2 separate regions of the Homo sapiens genome follow, and region 2 is linked to region 1. Evidence: read pairs that join two places in POLR2A ChIA-PET (ENCODE). Cell type or tissue: MCF 10A. All regions are shown on one strand. Links, peaks and the distances in the headings refer to the core of each region. The heading gives the core; the rest is flanking DNA.

Evidence for each region. ChIA-PET counts read pairs that join two places held together with the same protein. Peaks named below come from ENCODE experiments on the same cell type or tissue, not always from the same donor. Only the 100,000 strongest peaks of a DNase experiment are listed, where the experiment ranks them.
Region 2: POLR2A ChIA-PET joins it to region 1 with 6 read pairs; 2 of 35 experiments call an interaction of 5 or more read pairs at or near these places.

Annotation. Positions count from the first base shown.
Region 1 is chr13:83,308,389-83,316,826 of GRCh38, reverse strand. No RefSeq gene overlaps it. Among named protein-coding and RNA genes, the nearest start is that of SLITRK1, 570 kb to the left of the region's middle. In MCF 10A, for the core only: no CTCF peak of the experiment used is centred there; no DNase peak of the experiment used is centred there.
Region 2 is chr13:83,445,415-83,453,852 of GRCh38, reverse strand. No RefSeq gene overlaps it. Among named protein-coding and RNA genes, the nearest start is that of SLITRK1, 430 kb to the left of the region's middle. In MCF 10A, for the core only: no CTCF peak of the experiment used is centred there; a DNase peak (open chromatin) is centred at 4,012.

The sequences.
Region 1 (8,438 bases), core at 2,334-4,833:
CTTTGCTAATTTCAGTCTAAATGAGTTAAATTATTTCAATTGATTGAAAATGTATTAACTTGTTGCCACAGTTCACTGACAAGTCAATGTAATCAAATAAATCTAACAGTTTGCAACTAGTTTCTGACTAGTCACTTGGTAAAAAATTAATTAGTTTTTGTATTGACTAAGAATTTATATTTTTCCAGAAACTAAACTGGAATACATAAATGAACTAAACTAAAATGCTTAAGTGTGGACTCTAAAAATGTAAATAGGGAGAATCAAGGTGTTGCGGTTTGAATGTGCCTCCCAAATTCCACGTGTTAAAAACGTAATTGCCATTGTAACAGTGTTAAGCAGTGAGGACCCAATAAGAAGTGATTGAGTAATGAAGGTGAAGCCCTCATGAATGGATTAACGCTATCACAAGGGTGGATGAGTTACTGTGAGTGTGTGCTATAAAGCAGGTTTGGCCACTGTTACCTCTCTCTGTCCCTTATGCTCGCCTCTGCCTTCTGACTTTCCAACAAGGAAGGCTCCTTACTGAATGCCACTGCCATGCTCTTGAACTTCTCAGCCTTCAGAACCTTGAGCAATATAAGCATCCCTTCTTTATTAATTACCCAGTCTGCTATATTCTGTTAAAGCGACAGGAAACAGAAAACGACACATGGCTTATTTATTCTCATTACATTGAAGTTTTGACTTGAGTAAGTTTGGGACTACAAAAGTTTCTTCCATTATTCACTTTAAAAATATACCAAAGATCAGGTTTCCAAAACAACCAAATGTTATTTCTGAGCACTCATGATACCTTACAGAAGTAAATAATAATTTGTATGGTGCATATAATATTTAAATAGTAAGGGAAAAAATAATATAGAATAGAATAGATTAACATCAGCTTTCTCCTTCTGCCTTCACTCTTTCATACCATCAGGAATGAAATCAATATTGAAAGTTTTAGCTGTGTTCTTTTATATCACTTGCTGAGCCCATACATTAATTTTTTATGTGTTTAGAGGTAAATACAAAGGCACATTTCTTTAATGTTATTATTTCCAAAAATAGAATTTCCTACACAGTTTTCTAAATCCTGCTTTTCTCATCCAGCAATGCATTGTAAAAATAACCCCAAGTGTACTAGTGAAAATAATGACTAAAAATAGTCTACTTAATGACCATAATATTTCATGACAAAGAAGTAGCATACTTTATCAGCTTTTTTCATTTTGATTTCTTTTTTTGCATTATATAAAAAATATTTCAATAAATTACCCAATGCGTCTATTCTGGTAACATTTGTTTGCTACATAATATATAATATGTAATCTTGGAATGTAACAAATGAATAATATTGATGGGTTGTTGAAATATTTTTAGTTTTAACATTGGTTTGCACATTGCTTTCTAAAATTGTTACTCTTTTCACTTCATTCAACAATGTATAAGATCACCCTTTTTCCTTCACTGCTGCAAAAATTACGTATTACATAGAGGTCTATTATAATTTGATACTTGTATTATTCTAAAATTACATATTGTTGTTGCTCTAATTTGCATCCCTCATCAGTAAATTTGACCATGTTTTCATGTTTGTATTGACTATTCGGATTTGCTCCACAGTAAAATTCCTCTTCATATATTTTCCCTATTTTTCTATTGGATTTGGCTATTTTCTTCCTGTCAATATTGAAATAGTTTAAATGCCTACACTTTGTGATCTCTATTAGAATAGAAAGTTTAAAATTTATCTCTTTACATTTTATGTATAAACTGAGTTTTAAATAACATGTGTTACTTTTTCATAGTTGACATCCTAAGGGGTAAATATAATGCCTATTTTAATGTTTCACCCACTCTTTTTACATATTTCAAAAAGAACAGAAAAAACGTCTCTTCTTCCAATGTCATTTGTACCAAGGATTGCCACATATCCCGCAATTTGGCTATTTATTTACTCTAGGAATGTATCTTAAAGTCAAACAGATGTTGGCTCTAATTGAACTTGTCATTAGATAGATTAGTCCATTCTCTGCATCAGAGATTAAAAAATATTTTTAATATATACCTCTGGTAATTGTTCTCTCCATTAATCACAAAAAATGTCTTAGTTATCTGATATACTTTATCCTTAATTCAGGGAATAGCTTTCAGAGTCTCATATTAGCATGTGAAATTCAGGCCTCCTTAATCGATGTGCTTCTTAATTTTCAAAAGATCGGTTGAATGATCTCAAAGGTGACACAAATCTATTAAAATAATTGTAATTAGCATAACATTTTTAAAACTGTGTTTAAATTACATTTTTGTCTCTGTAAACATACATTTGCTAAGATATGCATGCTTATCATTTATTATAGAAAAAACCATGTTAAAAGCACTTATTTATTTTCTACATTTACATAATAAAATATAAATTTTTGAATATGGTTTTTGTTGATCCTTGCAGACAGTTATTTGGGCAAATATACCTAAGAGTACATAGTTATGTTTCAATAAAGAAATATTGGCCCAATATAAAAATATATAATATACCAGTGTATCCCACCATTCGTAAAATGTCAGAAATAAGATAGAACTGTGCAAGAAAAAACTATTTTGCTGTACACAGAAACCCAATAAACTAAGAATTATGAAATATGTAAATTTCCTTAAGTTTGGAAGTATTGAATTCCATGGACAACATAATAGATATGCAACTTTAACCTATAAAAGAAAATATATTTAAATATGATATGATATATTATGTGTCAAATTGAAGATGACAAGCAACATTGTATGTATGAAGTAAGAATATCTCAAATACAATTATATGGGTGTTTTTCTACAAAAGTTTAATAATCTAATCCAACAGATTAGTCATGAAAATTAATTCAAGTGGATAAATGAAAATTAGTGAAGTATTATTTTTTATTTTGAAAATAATTCCTTTAAACCGTAAAATAATACAAATACATTCTGATTCCTAAACATCTAAAATTTAAAATGATCATTATTTCAGGAAATTTAAATAAATTATGGATAATTATCTATATAGAATTTCTATATAAATATCTATATAATTATTTTATAGAGATAATTATGAATAATTATGTAGTTCAAAAATATTAAATTTTTCTATATAGATTAATATCTATATAGCATTACCTATATAGATAATTATTTTATATAGATAATTATGGATAATTACTTAGTTCAAAAATAATTCATTTTCAAAGAAAATGTACAATATAAATGTTGTGTCCAATGTTCTAATTATTTAATTACTGTATAAATGGAAATTTAACCTCCTGTATAATTAGCTATAACATTAATAAGTTATCATATAAAGAACATATAAAATTTGAAATTGTATTCTACTTTTCCATAAAACCAGAGCTTTTAATAACAACAACAACATAATCTAAGAATATTTTCAAGGTTGCAATATATTTCTATATTTCTCTTAGATCTCTGGACCAGAAATAAAGTAGAGGACACAGGTGTCACCCTGGGAACAATTCTGTCAATGAGAGAGTGAAAATGGCTAATGCCAGTGACAGTCAAGTTTAATCTTATGCAAGCAGAATTTAATAGGATCAACACACTGTGTTTCAGAAGTCATCTGTCAGGTAAATCCTTCCAATTAAAATTAAATAAAGACACTGAAACAGACTCCTGGTAATGGCAATTAAAAATGTATAGTTGTGTTTAGCTTTTAATCCATAGATATATTTTTCATGAAATATAAATGTTTTTATATATAATCAATTTTGAAACAATTTTTGAAAGTCTACAAGCCTCTGAGAACCAAGATATGGTAAATACACACATATTGGAAATGTGCTTCAGAGTATATACACCTAAATTTCATGATCATCTTTTACTGCCATTGTGCTGTCTGTGTATTGTATGTGTATGTTTGTATATATGTGTATATAAATTTATCACAGCTGTTACACAATATACCAATATACTGTATTTAGCTTATTGGAACAGATGAGGAATCCTTGGCTCAGAGATTCGAAATAAATTCTACAAGATTACATAACTTGTAAGACCTAGGGTCAGAATTTGAACTCTTCTTCCCACCTGCAGTGACTGCTTTTTTTGCATTGCCAAAAACCACAAAATAAGTGGAAAAGAAAATATGAGAAAAGTGACTAACAGGGGACTTGACAGTATTAAATGCAATTTCCCCCCACTTTCCAAAATAGAAAAACTTTCACACGCTTATTTATGTATCCTACAATAAATCTAGAAATACCAAACTATTCCTCATGGGTGATAATAATGCCTATATCATGATAATTTACTATTTAAGCAAATGTTTTATTTTTTTCTCAATTCCCATCTAAAATACATTACTATGTTTTGATATACATTTCTGATCTTCTGTCGCTCAAATCTTGAAGAGAGATAAAAACTTTCCTATTATAGCACACTAGCTCATATATCTGCATTCCTCACATGTTGGGTCATTTCAGCCTGTCACTATTCCCATTGCAGGCATCTCCTTCATGGGGAATACATTAAAATAACACTATACAGTATATAGAAATATGTAAATGATTAACTTATTTGTAAATTTACCAAACAAAACAATGTTACATTTGCATAGGTTTTATTACATTCATTTAGATTCTGTATTTTTTTAAATGGTGTCTTTTCTGGAAATTCTCTGTTATATGCATATCTTAAAATCTCTGACCTAGAAACCACAGCTAAGAATTCAAAGAATAAATCAGCTTGTACACATATCACTTCAAAGATAAACTGTTTCAGGAAAAAATATCTTTCATTTCTGGAACCCTCCAGCTCACTATGTGTGGCATTCTCAAATACCTACATCTTGAAATGGCTGGAAAAGAAAAACCTGAAGATTTAATATAGAGCACTGGCAATTTGCATAAGAGACAAAATTATGTGCTTATGTAGCATTAGGATGAGGATCGAGTGGCTTTGTAGAGAGGTGGAAAAATCTCCTCTGATTTCCCATCACTGGGAGATTACACAGTAACTTGGTCAATTCTGATGTCTGTCTGGGAATTTTCAAGATCTATGTCCTCCATGAAATTTAAAAAAAATCTGCTTTAATAAAATATACTATTTATATTCCTTAATTTCCAATCTGTTTCTAACAAGCAAGGATGAATGGTAAATAGATAAATGTACTTCTTGTGACTTGTTGAAACCATGTTTTATTTTCTTGACTATAACTCATGAAAACTAGATCATGAATTGTTCTGTTTCATAAAGATTCATCTTCCACACTCAGAGCTGAGGGCACAATATTAAATAGCATAGTTTTAGAAATGTAATACGAAGAAGCTAATAAGATCAAAATTCTAACATGTAAATCTGAAAGAAATCTTGGAGATATCTATTTTATTATTCATTTTAAAAATAAATAAGTCAAAATAGGACCTGCTTAGCATATCTCACAACTAGAACACATACTTGTTTATATCAATGTCCTTATTCTTTCATCTGATTTAGTCTAACTGCTGGAGTGTTAATATTATCTTGGAAATGATTTGGGAATATTTTTTACTATGGCTTTACTTTGGGAAAATAGAAACTATTAATAGGAATATTAATAATATCATTCAGCAAACACACTACTTTAAATTTTTCTCAGGAATGGGAGTAAGACTCTTATTTAGGGATTCTTATGATAAAATAATATAGTCCTTCAAGAAAATAAATTTGCAAAGCACACTAACAATATTTCTGAATGACATCAACTCAAGTAAAGAAATTAAGATGTACATGACTGTGAAACATGATTTGAAACAAAGTTCTTCTATCATTATTAGAATTATAAGAGACAAAAGTAGAATGTGGTTGTGCCATTTTTTTTGCTTCTCTGAAAATCAGTGTCTCCAAGAGTTTTATGAGAGTTAGATTAGATGATACATGCCCAATGTGGTAGAAACTCAGTGCCTTGTGGGGTCCGCTAGAGAGATAATTCAAGAGACTGCTGAATCAACATAGAGCATTTCAATTCTACTTGTCATTTGAGGATTTATTTGCAGGCTTAGATTGCTTCATATTTCACTTCTCTGGCTTTCCATATTATGGGAGGAAAAAATCAAGAACTACATATTATTGTATTGTTCAAAGATATGACCAAGTAAAATCGAGAGAAAAAGTCATTCAAATAAAAAATGAGACTGCATTTGCAGAAGCTATCAACTAAGATAAAATACTAATATTTTTAAGAACATAGAATTGGATTAAATCAATAATACATTTCTCCAATGAATCTATGGACATATTTGAATAAGTAAAATCATTGATAATTGACATAGTCCACATGATTCTGCCAATACAAAGTGAGGAATTCTGGTAACACTTAGTTATTAATGGACAATTTGTATTTTTATACTGTCTCAGGCCATTATTGAGTAATAAATTTCATAATTCCATCCTAGGAGTATTCTGATGTAATTTATAAACCCCTCAATATATCAGTATTACTTATTTTTAAGCTACTTGATTCTAGAAAGCAAAAAATAACTCAATAACTTTCAATAAGAATAGGGATTTCCCACTAAAGGATAAGTTCGACTGTAATAGACATTAATTGTACTACTTGAGAGGAAATGTGATTGTTAAACATAAACCTAAAACTGATAACTTTGGGGATACTCAAAACATCATTACAATCCCCAGGGAAAATCTTTGAAAGGTAGAACCAAAGTGGGATGATAACTTGCTTAACTGAACCTGATATTTTCTTCTCTGAGAAAAGATTGCAAAGTGAATGAGGTGGCAGTGAATGAAGCACAGCAAAATGAAGCTATTAAGCCCTGTGTTAGCAATATATTTCTGACACTATTAAAGGAAAACATTTCCTGGCTCATGTGGTCAATAATTATGGTCTCTGGGGCCAGGTGTGGTGGCTCACACCTGTAATCCCAGCACTTTGGGAGGCTGAGGCAGGTGGATCACCTGAGGTCAGGAGTTCAAGACCAGCCTGACCAACATGGGGAAACTCCATCTCTACTAAAAATACAAAATTAGCCTGGTGTGGTGCTTGCCTGTAATCCCAGATACTTGGGAGGCTGAGGCAGGACAATTGCTTGAACCAGGGAGGGGGAGGTTGCAGTGAGCCAAGATAGCGCTACTGCACTCGAGCCTGGGCAATGAGAGCAAAACTCTGTCTCAAAATAATAATAATAATAATAATAATAATAATAATAATAATAATAATAATAAATAGCCTCTGGGATGGTAATATTTCTTCTGTAGAGAAGAATGTATCAAGATATTATAATTTGATAGTATTGGTTGATTGGCTCAACATGGATAAGAAATTGGTGTAAGTGGTTTTAACCTCCGAAACAACTGCATATGTAGATACTACTATAATCATCATTGTACAGATGAAAAAAAATGAAACACTGAGGAGTGAAGTAACCTACCCAAGGTGACATAGCAGTTAGTGTCAGAGTCAGGATTTGCATTCACTGTGACTGGTTCAGAGTTCATGACCTTCAGCCATTATGTGTATTGCATCTATAACTGCTTCTCATACTTTTGAATCACACCACTCTCCACTTTCATTTTAAATTAACGATTATCTAGTACTCTTTGATTCCAGTGTGACTTCCAGTAAAAATATACCAATAGACTATAATATATCTATAATTCCAATTTAAATGTCCTGGTCATTGTGATATTTGCATTTATTTAATTTATAATTTAGAGATAAGGTAGTAAATAGCATTTTTGATTTACAGAACCAGCACATTTAAGTGGATATCCCAATTTATTTGGCTAAATAAACCAAACAATAAATCTTTGGATGGACAAAACATAAAATGAAAGGAATGGTTTTCTTATCCTTCTATGCTTCCTGTAGTCTAATATATTGAAGTCAGAAAGAGAAAAGAATCAAAACATGTCCTAACCTGGGCAAGGATGGCAGAAACTTCTGAGGCTTCCTTAGCTTGGGAACTAGGAAAAATATTAAGGAGTTCAATTCTGGCACCACAAAAATATAATGGAATTTAAAGACTGAAAGATGGAATTAAATATAGGATAGACCATATTTCAGGATTTAGAAGAGGCTGATTCAAAACAGCGAGAGAAATGGAGTATAAAAAAAGAGACAAAGTGTCCAGTGTCCAGAAAGGTGCTCTCCTGAGGACCTTTCTTAAAAGCAACCACCAAGTTGTGCAAGGTGGCTCATGCCTATAATCCCAGCGCTTTGGGAGGCCAAGGTGAGCAGATACCTGAGGTCAGGAGTTTGAGCCCAGCCTGGCCAACATGGTGAAACCCCATCTCTACTGAAAATACAACAGTTAGCTGGGCATAGTGTAGGGTGCCTGTAATCCCAGCTACTCGGGAGGCTGAGGTAGGAGAATTGCTTGAACCCAGAAGCGGAGGTTGCAGTGAGCCGAGATCGTGCCACTGCACACCAGCCTGGGTGGCAGAGCGAGACTCTGTCTCAAAAATAAAAATAC
Region 2 (8,438 bases), core at 2,595-5,094, 140 kb before region 1:
TGGCACAGGCGCTGGCTCTGTGCAAGGCTGCGGCTGGACTAGATGTACTACAAGCAGCATCTGCCGTGGGCACCAGCATCCAGTTGAGGGGAACATGGTAGCACCCAAAAGCCTGGAGACACCAGGAAACACAGATTCCCAAAAAGGGAGTTAAAGCAGGTCACAGCCCTGGCTCAGGGTACCTCGAGATCTGGGCTCCCAGAAGGGTTGCAGTCTTCTCCCCTCGTTGCCCGCAGCACAGCAAGTTGTGGGGAAGGAGGGTCATGTTTCAGGGAGGTGAGTTTCAGCCGTTTGTGCTACCGCTCTTTCAGTCCTTCTGCCCAGCTCTGGCCCATGGCTCCTGGGCTGGCCGGGCCCACCACTGCTTTCTGTTGCATGGGGTGGCCACCTGGCCCCGGTGGAAGGCGAAAGGGCTATTGTGTTACAGCAGCTCTGGGTTGGGGAATTCCAAGGTCTGAGCCCGAGAAGGGTTGCTACTCTACAATCCCACAGTCTGGGAGTGTATCACCGCCTGTGTAACTGCCCGCAGCTCAGCGAGCCGTCCAAGAACATGTCACAGCTCCATTCGCTTTCACTGTTTGGTGGGTCCCGAGTTCTTGTCCCACATAGTGAAAGAATGAGGTTACGTGGACAACTGGAGAGTGAGCAAGGCAGAGAGGAGCTTTATTGAGTGACAGAACAGCTATCAGTGGAGAGGAGACCCGAAGTGGGTAGCTCCTATCCACAGGCAGGTCATCCTGATGAGTGTAAAGGAGACCTGAGGTAGGTAGTTCCTACCCGCAGGCAGGTAGTCCCAACAAGTGTCCAAGTCTGGCTGAGTCTGGGTTTTGAGGGCTCAGAATAGAGGAAGGGCATGCTGATTGGTCCATGGGTGGGCCGGGACAAATCACCATACCATTGTCTGAAGAGCATCAAGGAATTTCTCACTCCAGGTTGCAGACGCCACCCTGAAGTGCCAGCCAGGTCCCCAGGCTTCAGGCCAAGCTTGAAGGTGAAGCTTCACCACGGACCTGTCCTTTCCTGCCTAGGAACCTGTCAGCATCCTGCAGCCATCAATATGACGACCATAGCGTCCAGGCTGTCCGCGCTGAGGGGCCCCTGCAAGCCCACACTGAGCTGCCCACAGAGCCCCCTGCCTCCCTCCCTGAGCTCACTGGTGTACATAATTTCAGATGGGGCTGAGGAGGTGGGCGTTTGGGGGTCTGGAATTTCAGCGCCACCTCAAGCATGCGCACACCCAGCCGGGTCGCGACAGCGCCTGGGCTTGGCTACAACGTTGCTTCACACCTAAGTGGGAGTTGGGAGCAGGGAGTGGCCAGGGAGCGGGAGCAGGCACTTTTGAGCCTGTGGAGGCAGGAGGTTTCCCAGGCCCCCAAGAGCGCAGGGATGCCTGAGCCCAGAGTCACGACTGGGCGGGTGCAGCTGTTCCCAGGAGCACGGGCTCCCACCCTGCCAACTCGGTAGGGCACGTGGCTCCAGCTGGGATTGCCTCTTCCCATGCCACACCTGCTCCGCGGAGCACATAGCCCCGGCTGCATCTCTTCCGCTGCAACTGGCGTCCTCGCAGTGACCATTCCATACAGGGAGCCACCGCCATAAGTGGAGTTCCTTCAGAATCAAATATCAAATATGACATCAGCCCATCCAATTATCAAAAGTTTGGCTAGTTCTTGTGGTCTTAGCATTGTCCTTTCTTGTTTTTTTTGTTTTGTTTTGTTTTGTTTTTTGTTTTGTTTTTGTTTTTTCCTTTTTAAATTTTTGTTGAGCTTGCTCTTTTGCTAGCCCAGTTACAAACAGTCCCTGGCAGAGGCTGGTGAGGGGCAGAGTGGATGGGGGAAGGAAACCTTCCGTGAAAGGGACAATGGTTTGGTTAGATAGGGGGAATACCTTTTGATGATCTGTTGCACAGCATGGTGAGTACAGTTAATAATAATGTATTAACTATTTCAAAACAACCAAAAGAGATTTTAACAGTTTTTACCACAAAGAAATGATAAATTTTTGAGATAATGGATATGTTAATTAGCCTGACTTGATCATTTCCTTAATGTATACATGTATCAAAACACCACATGGTACCCCGTAGATATATAAAATTATGTATTATTTATCAAATAAAATAAAATTAAAAAAACTAAATTATATCTATCTATCTATAAAATATGAAAGCTTCCCATCGCTTGCTTACCTAGGAAGTGTTAATCATCTGGAGTTTGGAGTTTGTTTTTCACAAATTTTCTTGTATCCTCTATTCTTCACTAACTTGAAATAAAAGTGTTTTACCACATGTTCTCACTCATAGGTGGGAATTGAAAAATGAAAACACTTGGACACAGGGTGGGGAACATCACACACTGGGGCCTGTTGTGGGGGAAGGGAGGAGGAATAGCATTAGGCGATATACCTAATGTAAATGGTGAGTTAACGGGTGCAGCACACCAACATGGCACATGTATACATATGTAACAAACCTGCACGTTGTGCACATGTACCTAGAACTTAAAGTATAATAAAATAAATAAATAAATATAAAAATATATTGAAATGGAAAATCAATAAAGCTTTTTAATTTCCAAAAAAAAGAAAGAAAAGTGTTTTTTTGGTTAATTCAATGATTTCTTGTTATCTCGCAGAAAATGAAAATCTTTTATATTCATCCATATATTAATCAAACATGATCTCCCCAAATCCATTTTTTACATTCTGAAATTTACATTCCCTTAAGTTACTAAAAGGAGAAAAATTAGGTAGTGGTGAAAAAAAAAAAGAAAACCTTACCAAAGTTTGTATTGATTTTCTCCGTCAAAATTATTCATATGATAGTATTGCAATAAATCATGTTTTATTGAATCTATACGTTGGAAATAATACACAAATAATATGTAAAAATATTCTTTGACCCATGGTAAGTTACAAATAATGTTTAAGATAGAGACAAGTTTTGGCAACATAGTGAGATCCTGTCTTTACCAAAAATTAAAAAAAAAAAAAAAGTTACCAGGGCACGGTGGTATGCATCTGTAGTTTCAGCTACTTCAGAGGATGATGTAAGAGGATTGCTTGAGCCCAGGAATTCAAGGCTGCAGTGAGGTACGATTGTCCCACTGCACTACAACCTGGGCAACAGAGAGAGAGCCTGTCTCAAGCAAAACAAAACAAAACAAAACACAATCATACCCAGACACACAAACAAACAAACACACACACATGAATGAAAGAGCTTAAGTTGTGTGTGTGTTTTCCTACAGCTTGTTTGGAGGTGGCAGAGTTATTAAAAAAGAAAAATAAGTACCTTCAGAAATATCAGAGTAGTTATGATTTCCTGGGCTGACTCTGCATTTGAAGTTATGGGTTTCCTTTTGGAAGAAAATGCAGGTATCAGCTAAGAATAATAACAGTTTCTAAAGTAAAAAACAAAAACAAAAACAAAAACAAAAACAAAACATAAAAAAAACCCTGATCTCTTAAAGTGTATAATTCAGTCATAAATGCTTTCTGGTTATAATAATAGTGAAGGAAGTTTCAAAATGTGAACAGTATGCTGTCCTGGGCCCAAGGGGATCTGCCTCACGGTAGAGTGAAAATGGGATGTGGGAATTGAGCTTTTTGCCAGCCTTTCAGGCACTCTCTCAGGAGCCTCTTCTTTAGGAGCAATACAATTAATTTCCACCTGCAGAGAAAGGCCTTTAACCTGCTGTTTTAACCCAGGCAGCAGGAGATCTAGGATCTCACCCTTGTTCTTGCTAGTATAAAATGTGTAAAGCTGGAAGATCTACTTAATCATGTGTGTCTTTGTTGTCTTTTACCATAAAAAGCCAAAGTGAAACTTGTCTCACTAGTCTTGCAATGCTCTTTCAAGGAGAAAAAGAAGCATATTTGATTGCTAGAGGTATTTAAACACTTAAAAATGCATGATATTGGTGAGTAATATAAGTATTTCAGATGCCTTTTATCACTCCCTGCCTCATACGTTTTCTTCAGACATTTATCAGATGAATCATATGGGCCTGAAGGCATGACCTCTAAGGAAGCTGAGAACATTCAAAAAACAGTGAGGTAAATCATGCTACCAGTAGAAATCATCCTCTGGGCAACGATGTAGGTGTATATTTTGTTCTGAAGTCATGACTTCTCTCATGGCTTACCACACTTAAAAATCAGTGGTGTTCCTCAATATCATAAGGACAGAGCAGGGAAATTGGAGCTGATCATCTAAGATAATTCAGGAAGCTATTCTTACCTAATACTTTCACATTATTTCCAAATCAATAGCTGTATAAAATAGCCATCTTATTAAAACTGGAACTGACAGTTACCAGTCATACAACTCCATCTGAAAGTCATGTCTTTCTATACTGTAAAACTGTACTTCCTGGATTTTCATTAACTATGTCATTCTTTAATTTTAGATTTCTTTCCTGGATATTTATGGCACTGAAGTCTCTTGTTTTCTTGTTTAAAGATTTAAATGTCTTTTGTGTACACATATACACTGACACATACACACATGCACACACACACTGCTTTTGCAAATATATACAATAAGGAGGCAGGAGATATTTTTGTTTCAATAATAAGTGCTTTCTAAAATTATTAAACAGCTATTATGTACTAGGACTTCAAACACATTTTAAAATCTGAATTCTCATGATTAGAGAAAATTAGTGCCCCATTATTTGAACAAGAAAGGAAAACCTGGAAAGTTGATGTGTCTTACAAATTTAGAAAGCTATTGCATGTCAGAGCCAGGATTCCAGACAGGTCTTTCCATTTCTGGAACCCATTTAACTTAAACTTCACTGTAGTTCAGCCCATTTTGCTTCTCAGATTAATTTATCAACAGTGCCTGTGATGGCATCTGTTCAGTGTGGATACTTGGTAGAGCATGCATAGTAAATACTTTTAATGAGTAATAAATATTTGTAGAGTGATGACTCTTTCATGTTCGGTGTTTTCATGGATCCTGAAGGTAATTAAAAATAACCCAACTAAAATCCAAATTGCAGATCATCAGGTAAATGTGACACTTATGCTATCACTTTTCTATGTTGAGTAAAAGTAGGAAGAACTCTTAAATCTAGGGATAGATATTGTGGAAAATAAGAGAACAAATTGGTTTATACGGACAACAATTTTAAAGATAATTCCCGAATGATTGCTTACCATCTGAATTCAAACCTTAAAGTGTTTCGCTACTACTAAACAACATTTAAGATCACAGAAAAGTGCATATCTATTGATTCTTTCCAGCAGGTTTCCCTGCATGATATGACTTGGATGATTAAAAACATCTTCCCAGTGACAAAAAAGATGGGAATTGTAGCAGATGGAAACTGTAGAGATATGCCAAAAAGGAAAGTCCAACAGGCTATGTCCGGGTACATTCAGAGTATATGGCAATATCTTGGTGCATTTGTGTGTTTTGTTCAAGACCCTCAATAAAGTCGATAATTGTGTTACTGAGTTTATTGATCTCAGAGAATAGCACTGTTCATGAGAGAAAAAATTCATGTTAACCAAGATCAGTTTTATTTTGTTTAAAAAAAAAACCCAGAAAACAGTCAATAACTGAGACAAGGACCAGAATACACATGTACGGTGAATTCCCTACCTCTAAGTAGACCTGCATGAGATTCCAATTATTTTGCCCAAGTGACATTGTGCATATGTGGTAATCAGAGCCATTGATAGGTAAATTAGATCAATTAAATGTTTAATAGTTTTGAGCTACAGTGACATAATATGTTTGATTTCAAAACAAACATGGATTAAGTTATTGAATAAAATACTAAACACCCATCAGGTACAGTGTTTTTTCTCTCTAGGCAAAATTTGAAAGTATATTCACTAGTAATTCTCTTCTGTAAATCAATTTCATACCAATAAAACCAAATACAAATATGCTCTTCTAGTTGACTGTGTTCCTTTAGAAACATTAATAAACTTTGTCAGTTCAAGGTTTGCATGGTGGTTAAGTGTACTTGATTGAATTTATTAATTAGTTGATATCTTATTTATTATTTAATGCGATGTCTGTATTTTTTCAGTGTACAAAACTGTTATTATGACTATTGTTTTATTTTCCAAATAATATAATTAAGAAGAGAGTAAAAAACCCCATGCAGAAAAGACAGTCCCTACATATCAGAAATTAATACTTACTGATACTTATGAAGTCTGTGTTCCAAATTTAAGGTAAATGGATGAAATTATTCATAAGAATATGTATATGCTTATAATTATGGCAAAATAAGACTAAAATTGAAAGCATTTTCAAAAATAGTGAAGAGTATTTAATGGGGTTATTTTAATGAAAGGCAATTATAGTATTACTCAGCTTTACTATAATAGAGAAGAATCCTACAATTATGGTGGCTTAAAATAAGTATTTAATTATCAGTCATGCAGTATGTAGTTATGTGTTGGCTGCAACTTTCCTCTAGGCAATGGCTGGGCTTCAGGCTAAGATTGTTACAGGCTGCAGCTTTGCTCCATTATTGAGTTGATTGACATATGCCTTTGTTCCAGAACACAGGATAAAGAAGCAGCACCTGTGCATTAGATAAACATTCCGCAGTAAAGCAGAAGAGTAAGAGCTGGCATAAACATATAATACCTACAGCCTCTGCTTGAACATTGTGTAACCACGTTTGCTGATATTGACCATAATCCATAACAGGGCCAGTCTGAAGTTAGTAGAAGAGGAATTTATATTTTGCCTCCATGATGGTATGAACAACAAAGAATAATGTACCATAGATATATTATATATAAATTAAAATGTTTTAAATATAAATAAAACATATCAAGTAACAAAATTTATTTGCATGGCAAGGTTTATAGAGATTTATTAATAACAAATATTTTTGCTAGTGATTTTCTCTTGTTATTCCCAGTTTTGTATAAACAGAGAATACACTCAGTTATTTTGAATGAAATGCTTAGAAAAAATAATTTTGATTTTTTTGGTTATTACTTTGTCAAACAACAGATATTCACTTTTGTATAGCATTGGAATGATAGTTGATGTGGAGTCTAAATGTATGAATGAGTTAGACATATTCCACACACTGGGTTGGAGGAATGAAAAAAGCCCTGGCTTTTCTTTACCTTTCTTTTAACATATCAGTCCCAGTTGATAGTATTCCCAATGCTATGCTCCAACACTCTTAAATTATATATATTAATGATTTATGGATACATTTTTGTACTGAGATATAAAAAGCAACAACGAAAAGTTACTTATAAGACCAATCTTTGGATTTAACACTTAACTTGTGTTTGGAAATGTTGAAGATGTAAATGTCTATTATATTCACAAATAGATATGCATGTGGAAAATTTTTCTTGTATGCTTAAACATTTATTTTTTTATTCATAACAGTCATTTTGAAGTCACAATTCCCTTATTCCTGCCTCATGAAGTTTTATCTTTGTGAATTTCACTTCTTAGACAAAATCATTGCATTTTGTAGATATAGTGTGATATGGTTTGGTTCTGTGTCTGCACCCAGATCTCACATAGAATTGTAATCCGCAGTGTTGGAGGAGGGATTCGGTGGGAGGTGATTGGATCATGGGGGTGGATATCCCCCTTGCTCTTCTCGTGATAGTGACTGAGTTCTCACGAGATCTAGTTGTTCTAAGGTGTGTAGAACTTCCCCCTTCATCTTCTCTCTCCTGCTGGCCATGTGAATATGTGCTTGTTTCACCTTTGCCTTCTGCTATGATTGTAAGTTTCCTGTGGCCTCCCCAGAAGCAGAAGCCTGTATATCCCACAGAACCATGAGCCAATTAAACCTCTTTTCTTTATAAATTACCCAGTCTGAAGTATGTTTTTATAGCAGTCCATAGTGAGAATGGACTAATACACACTGTGATTTCACCCATCAGCTCCCCTGATGGATATTTGAATTATTTCACTTCTATTGTGATTATAGGTATTGCTGCAGTGAATAGCTTTGTGCCCTTATTTGCACAATGGTTTTGGTATAAATTCTAAGAATTGGGGTTGCTATGTCTGATGGTAAATTTTAAGATATTTCCAAATTTGCCTCTATTATAGTGACTTTTTAAAATCATTATGAGCTGTGAATGAACTTACTTCCTGAAACCTTTCTGAAGAACATGTGGTCACATTTTTAGATTTTTATAAATCTAGTAAGTGAAAAAAATAGTATTCTGTGTTTTTCACTTAAAATTTAGAAGCCAATTTGAGCAGGTTTTCATATATTAAAGAGCTATTTACACGTCTTTTTCTCTGATCTTTTTACATATATCATTAGCCCATTTTTACAGGGTTGTTGGTTTTTCACTTCTCCATAGCTCTTTATATATTAAGGATATTAATTTTTGTGCGATATGAATTTGGATATCCTTTGTTGTAAAATTTAAATCTGTGTTTTACCTGAGACATAGCTTCCAGGACTGAAAGGTAG